Regions from separate parts of the Homo sapiens genome. Here region 1 is linked to region 2. Evidence: chromatin loops called from intact Hi-C (ENCODE). Cell type or tissue: dorsolateral prefrontal cortex. All regions are shown on one strand. Each heading gives the region's core, and the rest is flanking DNA. Links, peaks and the distances in the headings are about the cores only. Region 1 overlaps LINC02185 (long intergenic non-protein coding RNA 2185). Region 2 overlaps MRTFB (myocardin related transcription factor B).

Region 1 (9,661 bases), core at 4,507-7,006, 120 kb before region 2:
AGAAGCAAAGGTGACTTCAGCAGCCACCCACTCTCCTCAGCCTCGTGTCCCACGGTGAACACTGATGAACTGGCTTCTGTCATCCCAGGGAAGAGACGGGCTTCAAGCAGGCTGCAAAACCAGGCCGGCGGGCTCCGACAACAACTCTCATCCAAAGTTCCCTCGTTGCCATCTGCTGACCAGCTGGACCCACTGACCTCAGACCAGAACCTTCCCCAAGCTTGATCTGCAGCCTGCCACCTGGGGAACCCACTTCGCTGAATAGGAGCTGGAAATCTGGGCTCTTTTTCAGGCCTCTGCCATGAGGCACTGTATCCTTGTTCCAACTCAATTATTACTGATTCATTATTTGTCTTTCCTCTAAAAAGAACCAGCCATAACAAAAAGCCCCTCTCATGGTCTGTAGAAAATAAATACAACCAAAAGCAATACTATGATTAAAAGATAGCTGGTTGCTCTCGCTCGCTGTAAGCCTGAAGACTGGTGCTGTCATGGTTGCTAAAAGGCAAGATTAGGCCAGGCATGGTGGCTCATACCTGTAATCCCAGTACTTTGGGAGGCTGAGATGGGTGGATCACCTGAGGTCAGGAGTTCAAGACCAGCCTGGCCAACATGGTGAAACCCTGTCTCTACTAAAAATACCAAAATTAATTGGCCAAAGTTGGGGGTGCCTGTAATCCCAGCTACTTGGGAGGCTGAGGCAGGAGAATCGCTTGAATCCAGGAGGCGGAGGTTGCAGTGAGCCGAGATGATGCCACTGCACTCCAGCCTGGGTGACAGAGCAAGACTCCGTCCGGGAAAAAAAAAAAAGGCAAGGTTAGCAAGTGTCCGGGAGGTGTTAATGACCTAGGCTAGCACCAACTTGAGACTCGATGAAATTAAAACAACTGAAAACAAATTAGAAAGAGAATAACTTCTACTAGGTGATTCTGCTGCGTTGAATGCTGGAGGGGTACATTTCATGTAAGTTGCCTGCATCATCGACAATTCTCTCACGTACTGGTGAGTCTGCCACTCTAAATGTGTAAATACCGTTTATACTGGTCAACCAGCAACCACAAAGACACTCTTGAAGCTTCCTCTCTCTCCCCTCCTCCCCAAGCCTGCAGGAGAGATGGAAAAGAAGCGGGTAAGAGAACACGAAAGATTTCTTTAAAAATAATTATGGTAATTACGTATGCATTTCCAGGGGGAGATTCTGGGAATTATTCCTAAAAGGCTGGAAAGAATTTCCTCTTTTGATCTCGATTCTGAGCCAGAGAAAATCAAATTAAGAAAGAAAAGCAACAGAGAATTCTCGGTGGGGAGGAAGGAATGGGGTTGGGGCTGTTCGTGAGGTTCTGGGAGAAAGATGGAGAACAGGACTCCGACACCTTTCTCTCTAGATGTTGGTAGACTTAGGAGGAAGAAGTGAGAGAGAGAAAAGATGAGACAGGTGAGGTTGTGTCCTTACATCTTTCTTGCAAGGCTTCACTCCCTCCCCTTGAGGGGCCACAAAGATGGTCCCCCTTGAGCTATTGAGGACGTAGTTTTTTGTAGCTTTTCCCACATCACACGTGGCTGGCCAGGCATCCTCCACAATGGCCCTCCCTTGCAGAGGAGCCCTGTGAATTCCAGCCAACACTCCGAGAGCCGCCACAACAAGATGAGCAAGTGTAGGCGTGTGACGAGTTTTTTGTTTCTTTCTTTTTAATCCTCCCTTTCAGGCACAGGGAGAAATGGTCCTGTCACTTCTCTAAATTTTCTTCCGCGGTTGCTAAGCAGCACGCCTCTGCCCCTTCCACTTCCCTCTGCTCCTGCTTTCTTGTCTCTCTCCACCCTCCACCCCCGCACGCTCACAGTGCTCTTCCCTGCCGTGGTTTGGAAATCAGAGAACAGCCCCCAGGCAGTTTGCTGCTCCCAGAGCCACAGCAGTGCAATGGCAGTTCCCGACAGAGGCGTCTCCCAGCCTGCTCTGCAGAGCATGCACGTAGGTCCTGGCAGGGAAGACCACTGCTTGAGCCCCTCTGCATTCACCAGCAGAGCTGGGGCCGGCCGGCCTGCCTGCCTGCCTGCCTCCCTCCCTCCCTCCCTCCCTCCCTCCCTTCCTTCCTTCCTTCCTCTACACTTCTTTCCTTCTTCCTTCCCTCCCTGCCATGCTACAATAGCCTTTGCCTGGAGACTAGAGGGGGGAAACTCAAAAGTATGCAGGCACCAAACACTGCATTTCATGAGGGAATGAGGCTGGATGTGAGACGATAGGGAATGGTGAGGACTGTTCCCTAAGTACCTGCCTAAGGAGGCCTTGCACTAGCTCCAGCCAACTGGTGTTTCAAGGGAACCTGGGCAACTTCCAGATTTTTAAAAATCTCAATGCAGGACAAGCAAAAACCCATCTGTGGGCCTCCAGTCTGTGGAGGAGAGCCAAGCAGGGTCCATAATGCGGGTTTGTGAGACAGTTGCATTTGAGGGTTCGTTGGGTGGTTTTGGCAGCAGAATGGAGGACTGGTGGGAGGCAGGCAGGGACTGTGGACAGCAAGCCATGAGCCCCAGGAGCTCCTTGGAGAAGCCAGAAGGCTTGGTGGCAGCCCCGGACCTTGATTTCTGTAGGACCTTCATCCAGTGGATGGGAGAATGGCTAGCTGGACCGCAGACAAGTAACCGGGGTGGAGGGAATGGACTGTCACTTTTCCCTTGGTTCCCAAAGCCGCCCATCCTGTTCCATGATGCCAGGCCCTAGGCCAGAAGGACCACAGGTTAATCAGGGTCAGGCACTGAACAGATGGGGCCTCAAGGGATCCCAGAGGTCCACGGGTGAAGCTAGAATGATGTATCGCTTTTCAGCTAAGTTGCAACCGCAGGGAGTCACGGTGGGGTTACTGTGGGTCGGGTGGAAGTGGCGTAAAGAAGGCCTGTGCTCTGACCTCCTTTGGGGACATTCAGGGGCACCATGATCAGGCTCTCCCCCACTGGCCAGGATGGCCAGGACACAGCCCACGGGGCCCCATGGGGCTCTGTCTCCCTGCTCCCTTTCCCATTGGCCACAAAGACTTTGGATGACATTGAGACCTGAGCCAGACACAGGGACTGCAACCTTCCCAAAACAAACCAGCCAAGTCCCAGAGGGAGTGAAGGAATGGCCGAGTGCTGAGCTCTGTGCTGCAACTGACATTTGGAAGAGGAAGCTTCAGGGCCCAAAGCTCAGAGAATGCACTTCCTGGGTTCTGTTCAGTCACTGGAATTACCTCCATGACAGCTTTCTCCAGAAGCTCCTCTGGGCAGTCAGCATTTCCATCTACCCTGGTCAGCATAGAACCAGCTCCCATCTGTCCACCTGGATCTCAGTCTCAGTTTCTGAGGCCCGGTTCTCCCCCAGGGGCTGGGCTGCAATCAGCAGGGACTAAATCTCACTGCCAAGGGCCTGGGCCAAGGCATCCAACTCTCTGTGCTCCAGGAAGGGCTGAAGGAGCCTGCATGACTGGAGGTGGGAAGGCTACATCCAGATCCTCACACACCATCATCCCATTCCTTGGCCCCTGGGGGCTGGCACTGCCCTGTGAGCCTCCAGGAACTGATGAACAACAGCTGAGAACACAAAAACGATCCATGGAGAATGACAGAGCCAGCTTATTTCTACATTTCTTTGTTTTTTAAAGTAATGAAGGGAGCTCTCTTCAGAAGCCTTTGGTTCCCTTGGCTTTTCAAAGTAGTAAGGAAGGGAGGAAGGAAGTTGAGGCTCTTAAAGTCAGTTCTACTCAGGGAGTACTGATTGATGGCCGATCACACACCGTGCAAAGGAATGTAGGGTCCAGTACAACCTGCATCACCCAGAAAGATTCAGCAGAGAGTGAGAGCCTCGTCCTCAGCAGGCAGGGGAAGCCAGGCACCTTGCAAGGGCTTCTGCATTCCATCATCACTAGTTTCAAGGAGCAGGTGGTATGATTCCCATTTAGCAGATGGGAAAGTAAAGCCCAGAGGTATTTAGTAATTGTTGAGAGGCCATGCTGGTAATGAGGGCAGAGCGGGGACTCAAACCAGGGCTGTCTGGATGGTTGCAAAGGCCGTACTATTTTCTGCAGAACACCAACTATGGGAAAGCATGTTCCGGAGATGGTCCCAGAGATTGCTGGATTCAATACAGGAAATGTTTTATTGAGTGTGGGGAACCTGAAAGGGACCAGCTTTTCCAGTCCAGGGCCCCCTTAGGCCAGTCCCCCAATTCATCCATCAAATACACATGTCCAGTTTCTGCAGCATTGGAAAATGCCTGGGAAATTATTTCACAAAGAATTTCAAGCAAACAGAAAAGGTATGTGGGATAATATCATGTTCCACTGCCAAGCTTAAGAATGAATGTTACGGCTGGGTGTGGTGGCTCATGCCTGTAATCCCAGCACTTTGAGAGGCTGAGGCGGGTGGGTCACTTGAGATCAGGAGTTGGAGACCATCCTGGCCAACATGGTGAAACCGCATCTCTGCTAAAAATACAAAAATTAGCCGGGTGTGGTGGCTCACACCTGTAATCCCAGCACTTTAGGAGGCTGAAGCGGGTGGATCACCTGAGATCAAGAGTTCGAGACCAGCCTGACCAACATGATGAAAACTTGTCTCTACTAAATACAGAAAAATTAGCTGGGCGTGGTGGCGCATGCCTATAATCCCAGCTACTTGGGAGGCTGAGGCAGGAGAACCACTTGAAGCCGGGAGGCGGAGGTTGCAGCGAGCCGAGATTGTGTCATTGCACTCCAGCCTGGGCAACAAGAGCAAAACTCGTCTCAAAAGAAAAAAAAAAATACAAAAATTAGCTGGTTGTGGTAGCACGCGCCTGTAATCATGGCTACTCCGGAGGCTGAGGCATAAGAATCGCTTGACCAGAGGCAGAGGTTGCAGTGAGCTGAGATCACGCCACTGCACTCCAGCCTGGGCAGCAGAGTGAGACTCTGTCTCAAAAAAAAAAAAAGAAACGTTAGAATTATAGTTGAAGCAGCCTGTGTCTCTCTCATGCACTAACCATTTGTGCCCTTATAATCCACATGCATGTCTTTCTGCGTTCGCTGCCCTTGTATGTGTTCTAAACAATAGTATTGTTTGCATGTTTCAATATTTTCATATAAATGATATGTTGTATGTATCCATATGCAACTTTTTTTTTTTTAAAGAGCTTTATTAGCTGGGTGTGGTGGCTCATGCCTGTAATTCCAGCAATTTGGAAGGCCAAGGCAAGAGGATTACTTGAGCCAAGGAGTTCAAGACCAGCCTGGGCAACATAGCAAGACCTCATCTCTACAAAAAATAAACAAAATTAGCTGGGTATGGTGGCAAATGCCTATAGTCTCAGCTACTTGGGAGGCTGAGGTGGGGGGATTGCTTGAGCTCAAGAGTTCAAGGCTGCAGTGAGCTATGATCGCACCACTGCACTCCGGCCTGGGCAACAGAGTGAGACCCTGTCTATTAAAATAAAGAAACAAAGAAAAGAAAACCAGCTTTATTGAGATGTAATTCGTACACCGTACAAGTCACCAATTTAAAATGTACAAGTCAATGGCTTTCAGTAAATTCAGAGTTGTACTGCCATCACTACAATCAATTTCAGAACACTTTCGTTACCCCAAAAAGAAACACGGCCACCTTCTCAGCCATCACCCACCAGTCTCCCCATCCTCTCTTGGCAACTCCTAATTTCCTTTCTGTCTCTATAGAAAGGAAGTGTTCCTATTCTAGACGTTCCATATATGGAATTCCACAGATGGAATGCCATTTATAATGGAATCATGGACCTTTGAATCTGACTTCCTTCACTTAACATCATGCTTTTAAGTTCCCCCATGTTGCGGCAGGGATCAGTTCTTCATTATTGACAAAGAATGTTTCATCATATGTATAAAGCACATTTTATTTATTCACTCATCAGTTTACCATTTGGGTGATTTCCACTTTTGGCTATTATGAATAATACGGCTATGAACATTCATGTACAAGTTTTTGTGTGGACATATGTTTTCATTTCTCTTCTATATACCTACGAGGGAAGTTGCTGAGTCATATGGTAACTCTAAGTTTTTGAGAAACTGCCAAACAGTTTTTCAAAGCTCTGTGCTACTTTACATTCCCACCAGCAATGTGTGATGATGGTTCGAATTTCACTACCTCCTTGCCAACAGTTATTACGATCTGTCTTTTTTATTATAGCCACCCTAGTGGGTGTGAAGTGGTATCTCATCATCTCATCATGGTTTTGATTTGCTTTTCCCTGATGGCAAATGATGTTGAGCATCTTTTCAAGTGTTTATCGGCCATTTATTTATCTTCTTTGGAGAAACGTCTATTCAGATCCTTTGCCTGTTTTTAATGGGGTTATTTGTCTTTTTATTATTGAGTGGTAATCATTCTTTATAGATTCTAGGCACAAGTCTCTTATCAGATATACAATTTGTGAAAATTTTCTCTCATTCTGTGGGTTGTCTTCACTTTTTTGACGTCTTTGAAGCACAAAAGTTTTCCATTTTAAAGTCCAATTTAGCTGGGCATGGCGGTACATGTTTGTAGTCCCAGCAACTCAGGAGGCTGAGGTAGGAGGATCACTTGAGCCTAGGATTTCAAGTCCAGCCTGGGCAACATAACAAGACCCCATCTCTTAAAAAAATAAAGTCCAATTTTTCTATTTTTTCTTTTGTTGCTTATGCTTTGGGTATCATATCTTAGAATCCATTGACTAATCCAAGGTCATGAAGATTTCCTCCTATGTTTTCTTCTAAGAGTTTTATAGTTTTAATGCTTGCATTTAGGTCTTTGATCCATTTTGAATTAGTTTTTGTTTATGGTGTGAGTTAAGGGTCTCACTTCATTCTTTTGAATGTAGCTACTCCGTTGTCCTACCACCATATTTAAAACAGAATTGTGTTGGCTGCCTCGTAGAAAATCAATTGATCAGAAATGTGAAGGTTTATTTCTGGACTGTCAAGCCTAGTCAAGTGATCTATATGTCTGTCCTTATGTCAATTTCATAGTATCTGATTACTATAGCTTTGTACTAAGTTTTAGTACTCAGGAAGTATGAACCCTCCAACTTTGTTCTTTTTGAAGGTTAACTGCTCTGATTCTCTTGAATTTCCATATGAATTTTAGGATTGGTTTGTTAACTTCTGCAAAAAAGTTAGCTGGTATTTTGAAAGGATGGCATTGAATCTGTAGATCAATTTGAGAAGTTTTGCTATCTTAATATTAAACTTTTCCATCTATAAACATGGGATGTCTTTCCATTTATTTAGGTCTTCTTTAGTTTCTTTCAACAATGTTATATAGTTTTGCAATGTAAAAAGCCTCATACTTCTTTGGTTAAATGTATTCCTAAGTATTTCATTCTTTTTTAAAATTTTATGTATTTATTTATTTTCATTTAGAGACAGGGTCTCTCTCTCTGACACCCAGGCTGGAGTACAGTGGCCAGATCATAGCTCACTGCAGCCTCAATCTCCTGAGTTCAAGTGATCCTCCCACCTCAACCTCCTGAGTAACTAGGACTGCAGGCATGGCCACTACACCTGGCTAATTTTTTAAAATTTTTGGTAGAGATAGAGTCTTGCCGTGTTGCTCAGGTGGTCTCAAACTCCTGGGCTTGAGTGATCCTCCTTCCTCAGCCTCCCATAGTGCTGGGATTAACTGGCATGAGCCACCATGCCTGGCCTTATTTTTTATCCTTTTTGATGCTCTTGTGAATGAATTTTTCTTAATTTCGTTCTAAATTTTCTTCTTTTCAACATATAGAAGAACTACAGCTGGTTTTTGCATATTGATCTTGTATCCTGCAACCATACTAAACTTGTTTAGTCATTCAAATAGTTTTTGGTAGCTTCTTCATAATCTTCTATGTACAAGGTTATGACAACTGTCAAACAGAGACAGTTTTATTTCTTCCTTTCCAATCTGGATACCTCTTCTTTTCTCTTGCCTACTTGTTCTGCCTAGAATTTTCCAGAACAATGTTGAATAGCAGTGGCAGTAGTAGACATCCTTTTCTTGTTTCTGATTTTAGAGGGAAAGCTTTCAGTCTTTCACGATTAAGTGTGATGTTAGCTCTGGGTTTTTCATAGATGCCCTTTATCTGGTTGAGGAAGTTCCCTCCTATTCCTAGGATACTGAGTGTTTTTATTGTGAAGCATATGTTTTGCTCTTCTCCCCCCAACAACGTGAGTTTTATCCACGTGTCACTGTGGTTTGCAATGTCGACTTTCACTAAAGATGTTGTAGGGCAGATAAAGGAGAAGGTTAAATCACATATCACCCCTCTTCTCTAATTACATCTTCTTTATCTCTCTCAAGCTACCTAGCATTTGCCCCTGCCACGACTCCCCCTTCCACCCCTGCCCCAGGCAAACTCTCTCCTCTTTCATCCACTTGCTCACCAGAGGGCTTTTAGCAAAACAGAAACCCTCTTCCTTTTTCATCCATCTGGAGATAAATAAAGGAGAGTGGGAGTTCCAAAGAAGAATCCCTTCACTCTGCTTGGTGGGGAGAAGGTAGAACAGCAAATCTTCCTGAAGGAGGGTGTGTTTGAGCTTAGATTAGAAGCTGGGTAGGATGCTGCCAGGGAAGGAAGAAATAGCTTGAGCAAAGACATCTCAGGTTGTGCCCTGATGAAAGGGAATTTAGCCCCCAACAAGGTCCAGGCAGTTTAGCCTCAACAGTTCTTACAAGGATCTTCTATTCATATGATAATTACATGGAGTGGATCTCAGTAGACTTGCTATGATATGATTTATTTTCTTTTTTGAGACAGGATCTTGCTCTGTCACCCAGGCTGGGGTGCAATGGCAGGATCATGGCTCACTGCAGCCTCAACTTCAAGCAATCCCCCTGCCTCAGCTTCCCGAGTAGCTGGGGCCACAGGCTCAGGCTACCATAATTTTTTAATTTTTTGTAGAGATGGGGATTTGCCATGTTGCCCAGGCTGGTCTTGAACTCGTGGACTCAAGTGATCCTCCCACTTCAGCTTCCCACAGTGCTGGGATTACAGGTGCGTGCCACCATGCCTGGCTATTTTTATACAGATGAGGTCTCCCTATGTTGCCTAGGCTGGTCTCGAACTCCTGGGCTCAGGCAATCCTCCTGCCTCAGCCTCCCAAAATGCTGGGATTATAGGCATGAGCCACCATGCCTGGCCTTCATTTCTGACCTCTAGAGTTGCCTTGTCCAATATGGTAGGCATTAGCCACATGTGGCCATTCAAGTGTAAATTAAGTAAAATTAAATAGCATTAAACATTTACTTCCTATTTGCACTAGATACATCTCAATAGCCACATGTAGTTAGTGGTTACCGTATTGGATAGCACAGCTATAGAACATTTCTGTTACCACAGAAAGATCTATTGGACAGTGTATTCTAGTATTGGAGGGAAGAAAGCTGTAATGAAGATGACTGAGGGGTCTGAGCCAGACAGGTGGGCCCCAGGCATAAGGTGAAGATGGCCTGGCCTGGGCGTTAGTAGGCTGGGTGCCAGTTCTGGCTCTGCCACCCCTGTTCCTGTCACTTTTGGACAAATCTCTTCCCTTTTCTGGTTTTCCCATTGTTGAGAAAATGAAATTGTTGGGCGATGTCATCCCAGGAGCCCAGGCAATGATTGACAGATTCTGTGGTTGTTTAGCCAGAAAGGGATGTATTCAGCTGTTTCTTCCAGATGTAG
Region 2 (9,661 bases), core at 4,618-7,117:
TTTAGCAGCATCCCTGGTCTCCACCCACTAGATGCCAGTAACCCTCCTTCCCATTGTGACAACCAAAAATGTCTCCAGACATTGTCAAACATCCTCAGGGGTGGGGAGGCACAGTCACCCCTGGTTGAGATCTACCAGTCTAGAAGGAAGACTCTTTGAGGAAGGGGCTATGCTTAAGGGCATCTTCATATTCCTGCCTTGGTACACATGGGTCACCTTATACATATTGAATTAAATTAATGTGGGAAGGAGGGTACTTGGCAAGGAAAGGGATGGATAGACAGATGAAGAGTCTAGCTCAGCTCTCTCGGGACATGGCATGTGAGAATATATAGCAAATGATTTTCAAGGGATTGAGGTACCATACATAAGGGGATCACACTCTGTTCTTCTCTTTGAATAACTACTCCTTTTGCCTTTGGGCCATCCCCCAAGGAATTATTTCCTGCCTTAGAGTTACAGGCCACAGAATCTCCTGATCTGCTGGAGGCTGCCTTAGAATCAACCAGGAAGCATTTGTTAAACCACTGTACAAATAATGGGCACAGATAGGAATCACAAGCAGTCCTTGCCCTCAAGGCGCTCCCAGCCCAGTGAGAAAGACACTGGTGGGTTTTGCCTCTCTGTCCAGAAGGCCCTTACACCCTTCCTTTCCTGGCACATTCCTACTCCTCCTATCCAGTCTTGATCAGGCCTTCCTAATACATGGTCCCATAGCATCTATTCTTTTCCTTCACAGCATTTTTCACAGTTTTAATTATATAGTTTTTTCTGTGTTTTACTTAAATGTTTCTATTCCTTGAGACTAAGTTCAATGGAGAAAGGGACAATGTCTGTTGTGTTTGTTTATGTTTCTCCAGCTCCTGGCACAATAACTGGCACATTGTAGGCATTTAAAATATAATTTATAGACAAATAAGAATGCTTGTGGCTGTCCCTCCAAGAACTTGGATTCCAGTGGAGGAGATGGTGCCAACTGCAGTGCTCAGTTCTGTACCAAAGGGATAGGAAAGTGCACGGTTGGTTTTGGGAGTGAGATGGAGAATAATCTGGACTAGAAAGAGGTACCTGGGATGACTTTATAGGGAAAAAAAAGTTAGAAAATCAGGAAGACTAGAAAGGAAAAAAGAAAAGCCATTCATAGGTTTAATATAGACAACCATTTTGGTAAATTTCAGCCTCTTCCCCCTTTTTCTCTTTCTTTAAAAATATGTTACTTCATGCTTTAAAGTATTTCATGAATACAGAAAAACATAGAGAATAATATAACCTCCACCTAGCTTAGTCAAATCTTAACATTTTGCTAGCTTTGATTTACATTAAAAGAAAAAATGATATAAAATAGAATAGAACATTGCACATAGAGTTGATGCTCCCCTGTGTGCCTCTCCCAGATGCCATTCCCTCATCTTTTTTTTTTTTTTTCTTTTTCTTTTTTTTTTGTGAGACAGGGTCTCATTCTGTCACCCAGGCTGGAGTGCAGCAGCATGATCTCGACTCACTGCCCCCTCCACCTCCCAGGCTCAAGTCATCCTCCCGCCTCAGTCTCCTGAGTAGCTGGGACTACAGGCACACGCCACCACACCCAGCTAGTTTTTGTATTCTTTTTTTTATAGAGATGGGGTTTTGCCATGTTGCCCAGTCTGGTCTTGAACTCCTGAACTCAAGCGATCTGCCCGCCTCGGCCTCCCAAAGTGCTGGAATTACAGGCGTTAAGCCACTGTGCCAAGCCTCCCCATCTTCTTTCTGCAGAACCACCATCATCCCGAAGTGTGTGTTTGTATCTCCCATGTAGGAAAGATGGGGAGGCCTGGCGTGGTGGCTTAATGCCTGTAATCCCAGCACTTTGGGGAAACTGAGTTGGGCGGATTGCTTGAGCTCAAGAGTTCGAGACCGGTCTGGGCAACATGGCCAAACCCCATCTCTACAAAAAATACAAAAATTAGCCTGGTGTGGTGGTGCATGCCTGTACACACTATTGATATATACATATATATATAGTGTAAGTATTTACATATATATATACACACATATATATACACACACACATATATATATAAACTATATATTGTTTGTATATTATTAAAACTACATTTGGTTTGAAGATTTTGAACTTTGCATAGTATGGTATCATACTGTGTATATATTTCTGTGGCTTGCTTTTTTCATTTAGCCTTTCGTGTGAGATTTAGCCATGTAGATGTGTATAGCAGTAATTCTTTCAGTTTTGTTGTATGATATTTTAGGACTACACTACAGTTTATCCATTCTTCTGTCAATGAGAGGTTTTGGTTATTTTCAACATTGTGGTATGTGTCTCGTGCATGTTTGACAGCTTTTCTAGGGTTTGTACTGTTAAAAGAAAAACCTTAGACAAATTAAATATAATAGAATTTAATTGAATGAAGAACAGTTTGTGAATCGGGCAGCCCCCAAACTAGACCAGGATTAGAGAAGCTAGGATTAGTATAGTCACGTGGTTGAAGATTTATGGACAGAAAAAGAAAGGTGCCATACAGAAAATGGAAGTGAGGTGCAGAAACCGTCGGATTGGTTATAGTTCATTGTTGGTCTTATTTGAATATAGTTTGGCAGTTGGCTGCCTCTGATTGGCTGAAACTAGGTGATTGGCACAAGAGTAGGTTATAGTTTGTTTATGTATTTAGTTAGGTTATAGTTTCTTATGTATAGAGAAACCTTTAAGCTGAATTTAAAATACATAAGGAGGCAGGTTTAGACTAAATTTAATTGAATGGTTTTTCCTTTTTGATCAGTCTCTCAAAATTTCACTTTTGAGAGATTGACCAAAACTTTAGGCATTAATGTCACTTTGGTTTTAAATTTTACTAGGAAATAGTAGACCAGTGGACTTTGCAAGGTGGGAACAAGGACTTCAGATAATTTTTTTGTAAGGGTTAGAGTAGAGGGAACCTTTTTTTGTTGGAATTTTTTGCTTATAGGAGAAAAAATCTGGTCTGTTTTAAACTTATTTTTTTTTAAGTTTTAGTTTGATTATATCATATTTAGTATAAGTGATTGTATTTTGGTTGGTTTGGTCTGTTGGGGCTTAGTGTAGGAGTTTAGTCTAAAATAATGGCCTCGCATAGCAGCTTTAGGCTAAACTGAATTTAACAGCACCTGCAGGTGGAACAGCTGACGTGTAGGGTCCTACATTTCCTCAGCTTCACTGGACGTTGCCAGATCATTCTCCAGAGCAGCTTTGAGGTTTCAGCTCCTGACAGCACTGTCTCAGAATTTCTGTTGCCTCATATTCTTGCCAAGACTTGGTACTGTCAGACTTTCAAATTTTTGCCAATGTGAAATAGTACATTTCCTTCATTTCTAGTGAATTTGGGCATCACTTCTTATGTTTATTTGGCTGTTTCCGTTTCCTCTTTTGGGGCTTGTCAGATTTTCTTTTGTATGTTCTTTTTCTTATGTATGTTTATATCCTTATATATCTCAGATTAACCTTTTGTTGATATTTTGCATTTCCTGTTTTCCATAGTTCACATATGTTCTCCATCATGGCTTATCTTTCCACTTTGTGGTATGCTTTGTTGGGTGCCAGTTTCACATTATAATCAAGTCATACTTGTCAGTCTGTTCATTTATGGTTGGTGCTTTTTACATCATGTTTAATCCCTCCGTTCTCTAAGTACTTTGGGGTCATAAAGAGATCCTACCATGTTTCCTTCTAAAAGTTTGTTCTGTTTTTTTTCAGTGTAGGTCTAATCCATGTGCAATTTATTTCTGTGTGTGCATATAAGATAGAGAAAATTTTCCACGTGAGTAAACTGGTTGCACAAGCCAGTGTCACTGATTGCATAGTCTTATCTTTTTCCCCACTGATTTGTGATGCCACCTTATCACGTATTCAGTTTCCTTAGTATACATGGGCAGCTTCATCGGTTTATAATACATTCTTTTAAAATAATATATGCTTGTGTCACTTCTGCACTATCTTAATCACTGTGGCTTTATATATTGATACATTATGCAAGGCCCTGTTAAGAACCTTGAGTGGATGGTTATGATTGGAACTTAGTGTGTGGGGGATAGAATAGTGGGTGGTTGTGCTAGGAAAGTAGGTGGACTTGATTTTGTGGAGGGCTTTGAGGAGAACTCTGAGGACACAGGTAAGGTCTGTCTGTGGGACCATGGGTCACTGGGTGCTGGTAGATATAGAAGTAGGGCCTGGGCTATAATCTTTCAGCAGCAATGAGTGGTTTTTTTCAAAGAAGATTAAGGGTCTCAAGAAGTTATTTGTGCATTCCACATAAACTCATATATATGTATAGTATATTTTTTCCAGAAGTCTTTTTGATTAACTCTTCTTTAAGCTGTTGCTCTCTTAAAACCTCACCTCAAATTTCTCTTACATCAGAAACTCTTTAAAACTGGTTATTGTGAGTGTTCTTTGCTTTGGTGTTACAGTCTTCATTTGAAAGCTGGTTCTTAGCATTGTCATTTTCTTTTTCAGTTAATATGGCTTTTTTTTTTTTTACATTGAGCTTTAGGCTTATTTTTTCCCCTTTCTACTTTGTACTGAATTGAATCAGAAAAAAAAAGAATGCTATTTTTAAGTGCCATTATTCTTTTGAAGAAAAGCTTCCATTTAAAATGTTTGTCTGAACTGTAAGGGGTTTCTGTCAACCACTTCTGCTTCTGCTGAGAATGAGTAACATGACCTTTTTTTCTGTTTTAAAGAACAAGAGCGATGTCACGATGCTCCAAATGTTTGTTGTATTCCTTATTTTGGTGACATTTGAACTCTTATTAAGTAGAATTGAGTTAGTAAAAATTAAATAAGTTAGAGAAAATTGACTACTACTTAGATTGTTAACCTCTTATGCAAACTCTAGTGCTTCTGTGGTGTTTGAAAAGGAAGTATAAAAAGAGTTGCAGAATGAGGGGAAAAGCCCTGAAAGCGTTTTTGTTTTTGTTTTTTTCAAATTGGAAATGTCTTTATTCTCTTTGCAGACTGTAAAGGTAGCACACGCTCATTATAAAAATTTGACGCAATACCAAAGGGTGTAGAATAGCACTCCCCCATAGAGTTTTCTGCAATGATGGAAATGTTCTATTTTGTACCATCAGTGTAGTAACCATTAACCATATGTGGCCGTCAAGCCCTTAAAATGTGACAGGTGCAATTGTAGAACTGAGTTTTTTAATTTAATTGTAATTGATTTATATTTAAGTAGAACATGTGGTGAGTAGCTACTGTATGGTACACTCAGAGATAGCCGGTTGGGTGTGTACATTCTCTGTCACTCTCTACCAGCCTCCTGACTTTCTTCTCTCTTTTACCTCTGCTCTGTCCCTTTTTTCTCACCTCCTGTCTCTGTTTCTTTGGCATGCAGCCTGCCAGGCTGCCTCCACTCTCCCTGCCTTCCCCGTTCTTTCTCTTGTTCTTTCTATGTAAGTGTTATATATATACACATAGGACATTCTGTTCAGCAGTTAACTTTTTCTATTTAATTATGTATCATGGACATTTTCCCCTTTCAGTACATATGGATCTGTTTTTTTTTTTTCAATAATAGCGTAATTTCAGTGGAATTAATGTACCAACTTTTTTTTTATTATACTTTAAGTTCTGGGGTACATGTGTAGAATATGCAGTTTTGTTACATGTATATACACGTGCCATGGTGGTTTGCTGCACCCATCAGCCGGTCACCTACCTTAGGTATTTCTCCTAATGCTATCCCTCCCCTAGCCCCCTACCCTGCAACAGGCCCTGGTGTGTGATGTTTCCCTCCCTGTGTCCATGTGTTCTTATTATTCAGCTCCCACTTATGAGTGAGAACATGCGGTGTTTGGTTTTCTGTTCTTATGTTAGTTTGCTGAGAGTGATGGTGTCCAGCTTCATCCATGTCCCTGCAAAGGATATGAACTCATCCTTTTTTATGGCTGCATAGTATTCCGTGGTGTATATATGTGCCACATTTATTTTCTTTATCCAGTCTATCATTGACGGACATTTGGGTTGGTTTCAAGTCTTTGCTATTGTGAATAGTGCCACAGTAAACATATGTGTGCATGTGTCTTTATAGTAGAATGATTTATAATCCTTTGGGTATATACACAGTAATGGGATTGCTGGGTCTAATTGTATTTCTAGTTCTAGATCCTTGAGGAATCACCACACTGTCTTCGACAATGGTTGAACTAATTTACACTCCCACCAACAGTGTAAAAGCATTCCTATTTCTCCACATCCTCTCCAGCATCTGTTGTTTCCTGACTTTTTAATGATCACCATTCTTACTGGCGTGAGATGGTATCTCATTGTAGTTTTGATTTGCATTTCTCTAATGACCAGTGATGACGAGCATTTTTTCATATGTTTGTTGGCTGCATAAATATCTTCTTTTGAGAAGTGTCGGTTCACACCCTTTGCTCACTTTTTGATGGGGTTGTTTGTTTTTTTCTTGTAAATTTGTTTAAGTTCTTTGTAGATTCTGGATATTAGCCCTTTGTCAGATGGATAGATTGCAAAAATTTTCTCCCATTCTGTAGGTTGCCTGTTCACTCTGATGATAGTTTCTTTTGCTGTTCACAAGCTCTTTAGTTTAATTAGATGCCATTGGCTTTTGTTGCCGTTGCTTTTGGTGTTTTAGACATGAAGTCCTTGCCATGCCTATGTCCTAAATGGTATTGCCTAGGTTTTCTTCTAGAATTTTTATGGTTTTAGGTCTTACATTTAAGTCTTTAATCTATCTTGAGTTAATTTTTGTATAAGATGTAAGGAAGGGGCCCAGTTTCAGTTTTCTGCATGTGGCTAGCCAGTTTTCCCAACACCATTTATTAAATAGGGAATCCTTTCCCCATTGCTTGTTTGTATAGGTTTGTCAGGTTGTTGATGTATGGTCTTATTTCTGAGGCCTCTGTTCTGTTCCATTGGTCTATATATCTGTTTTGGTACTAGTACCATGCTGTTTTGGTTACTAGCCCTGTCATATAGTTTGAAGTCAGGTAGTGTGATGCCTCCAGCTTTGTTCTTTTTGCTTAGGATTGTCTTGGCTATGAGGGCTCCTTTTGGGTTCCATATGAAGTTTAAAGTAGTTTTTTCCAATTCTGTGAAGAAAGTCAATGGTATCTTGATGGGGATAGCATTGAATCTATAAATTACTTAGGGCAGTGTGGCCATTTTCACGATATTGATTCTTCCTATCCATGAGCATGGAATGTTTTTCCATTTGTTTTTGCCCTCTCTTATTTCCTTGAGCAGTGGTTTCTAGTTCTCCTTGAAGAGATCCCTCACATCCCTTGTAAGTTGTATTCCTAGGTATTTTATTCTTTCAGTAGCAATTGTGAATGGGAGTTCACTCATGATTTGGCTCTCTGTCTGTTATTGGTGTATAAGAATACTTGTGATTTTTGCACATTGATTTTGTATCCTGAGACTTTGCTGAAGTTGCTTATCAGCTTAAGGAGATTTCGGGCTGAGATGATGGGGTTTTCTAAATATATAATCATGTTATCTGCAAACAGAGACAATTTGACTTCCTCTTTTCCTATTCGAATACCCTTTATTTCTTTCTCTTGCCTGATTGCTCTGGCCAGAACTTCCAATACTGTGTTGAATAGGAGTGGTGAGAGAGGGCATCCTTGTCTTGTGCCAGTTTTCAAAGGGAATGCTTCCAGTTTTTGCCCATTCGGTATGATATTGGCTATGGATTTGTCATAAGTAGCTCTTACTATTTTGAGATATGGTCCATCAATACCTAGTTTATTGAGAGTTTTTAGCATGAAGCGGTGTTGAATTTTGTCAAAGGCATTTTCTGCATCTATTGAGATAATCATGTGGTTTTTGTCATTAGTTCTGTTTATATGATGGATTACGTTTATTGATTTGCATATGTTGAACCAGCCTTGCATCCCAGGGATGAAGCCGACTCGTGGTGGATGAGCTTTTTGATGTGCTGCTGGATTCGGTTTGCCAGTATTTTATCGAGGACTTTTGCATCGATATTCATCAGGGATATTGGCCAGAAATTTTCTTTTTTTGTTGTGTCTCTGCCAGGTTTTACGGTATCAGGATGATGCTGGCCTCATAAAATGAGTTAGGAAACATTCTCTCTTTTTCTGTTGTTTGGAACAGTTTCGGAAGGAATGTGTATTAACATGTGTTAACCCTACTGATGGGTAGTAGGTTGTTTTCAGTTTTTTTTCCTATAAAATATTTTTTAACCACTACAGTATTTCCTGTTATATGTTTTCCTTTGTGTTTTCTGCGTACCTTGCTGGTGTATAGGGTTGAATTGTTCAAAACTGAAATCTGCGTTTTCTTTTGTACTTTGATACCTAGTAGAATTCCCTTAGAACTTCAAATAAAGACCCCACTGGAATCCTTGGCTGCAGCCTACAGGTTAAGGTTGGCATATTGTCTTTCACTAGTGCAGTAATAATGGTTCTGATTGCTTGCTGTCCGGTGTGCTAAAGAGAAAGAGACTGGAATGTTACATCAACATGGATGAATGCCCACTGTTGTCTCTCTCAGAGAGGTGGGCTGGCTGCAACTGCCTCTGCCTTTCTTGAGGCCACCTCGGCAAGGGTGTGTGCAAAGGCAGCACTAGGCACACCTGCTGCCAGCCCCTCCAGCAAGGCCATTTCTGTTTCATGGGCAAAATTCCTGGGGGTAAATACTGTGGGCTTGAGGTCTCATCTTAGATTTCAGAGAAAATCTGAATTCGGTTTAATGGCAATCTAGCCTGGCAAACAGATTCTGCTTATGTCAGCTGGAGCGGGCAGCTTGGAGGGGAACCCCCAGAGGTGCTGTGCCTAGCAGTAGGGATGGGTGAGAGTGAGCAGACTCTTCTCTAGCAAGCACCTCTGTTTTTCCAGTTGGTAGTTTTTTACAGTGTCTCCCAGAAATTTTGTAAACATATTGTTTCCACTCACCTGATAAAACCTTCTAAATCTTTTTCTTTTTGGAATAACTTGTTTCATGAAATTGTTGGTAGTAGTTGCTTTTCTTATTTGGCAAATGGGTTTTTGTACTTTACGTCTGTCTGAGGTTTATAATATGCTGAGGTCATTTCCAAGTGATTTTTCAAGTGATGGTTAACATTTTTCATCTTTATCTGAAAAATATTTCTCTTAAGGACAGTGATGTATTTATAGGAAATAATTAAAATAATGCCGCTTGAAAAACAAAGAGTTTGCGGAACACAGAAACCTGAGCTGCCCTCCCTTTCCTTAGTTTAGTCATTTCCAGCACAGAAATTGTAACCCTGAATAATTACTTTCAAGGACTACACTCAAACTTCTTAACTTCTCTGGCTACTCTAAGGAAAAGCTAAAGAGATAATGTGGTAAGGAATAAAAAGTACATGGAGAAATTTATTTTACTGATTGAACTTTAGAAAATAAAGCCTTAGGAAATTCTTAATTCACTAAGATTAGTTTGGTTACCTAGTTTCAAGAAGTAACTTTAGAAACAATACCCACTCTCTAAAAGCCAGAGGGTTTTTTTTTCCTTTTTAAAAAAACCTTAGTTTATATGTATAGCCGTGTTATGTTGCCAGATACCTAGAAATCCAAATGTCTGTTAAATCCCAAATATTGGATTTAACAATGCAAAATATAAATATTAATTTCAACCTCTGTTACTTTAAGAGCTAACCTGTATTATGCCTGGGCTAGGAAA

Evidence for each region. A loop is a pair of places that touch in the nucleus more often than their neighbours do. Peaks named below come from ENCODE experiments on the same cell type or tissue, not always from the same donor. Only the 100,000 strongest peaks of a DNase experiment are listed, where the experiment ranks them.
Region 1: it touches region 2 in a loop (6-fold over the local background); 2 of 110 quality-filtered maps call a loop at or near these places.

What each region holds. Positions count from the first base shown.
Region 1 is chr16:14,001,587-14,011,247 of GRCh38, forward strand. It overlaps LINC02185 (long intergenic non-protein coding RNA 2185), which reads right to left. Exons shown (of 3, transcript NR_110909.1): 3 at 7,690-8,211. It also overlaps a transcript of MRTFB not described here. Among named protein-coding and RNA genes, the nearest start is that of LINC02185, 9.6 kb to the right of the region's middle. In dorsolateral prefrontal cortex, for the core only: no CTCF peak of the experiment used is centred there; no DNase peak of the experiment used is centred there; H3K27ac peaks cover 871 bases.
Region 2 is chr16:14,116,711-14,126,371 of GRCh38, forward strand. The region is part of intron 2 of MRTFB (myocardin related transcription factor B); the gene reads left to right. Among named protein-coding and RNA genes, the nearest start is that of MRTFB, 50 kb to the left of the region's middle. In dorsolateral prefrontal cortex, for the core only: no CTCF peak of the experiment used is centred there; no DNase peak of the experiment used is centred there; H3K27ac peaks cover 1,508 bases.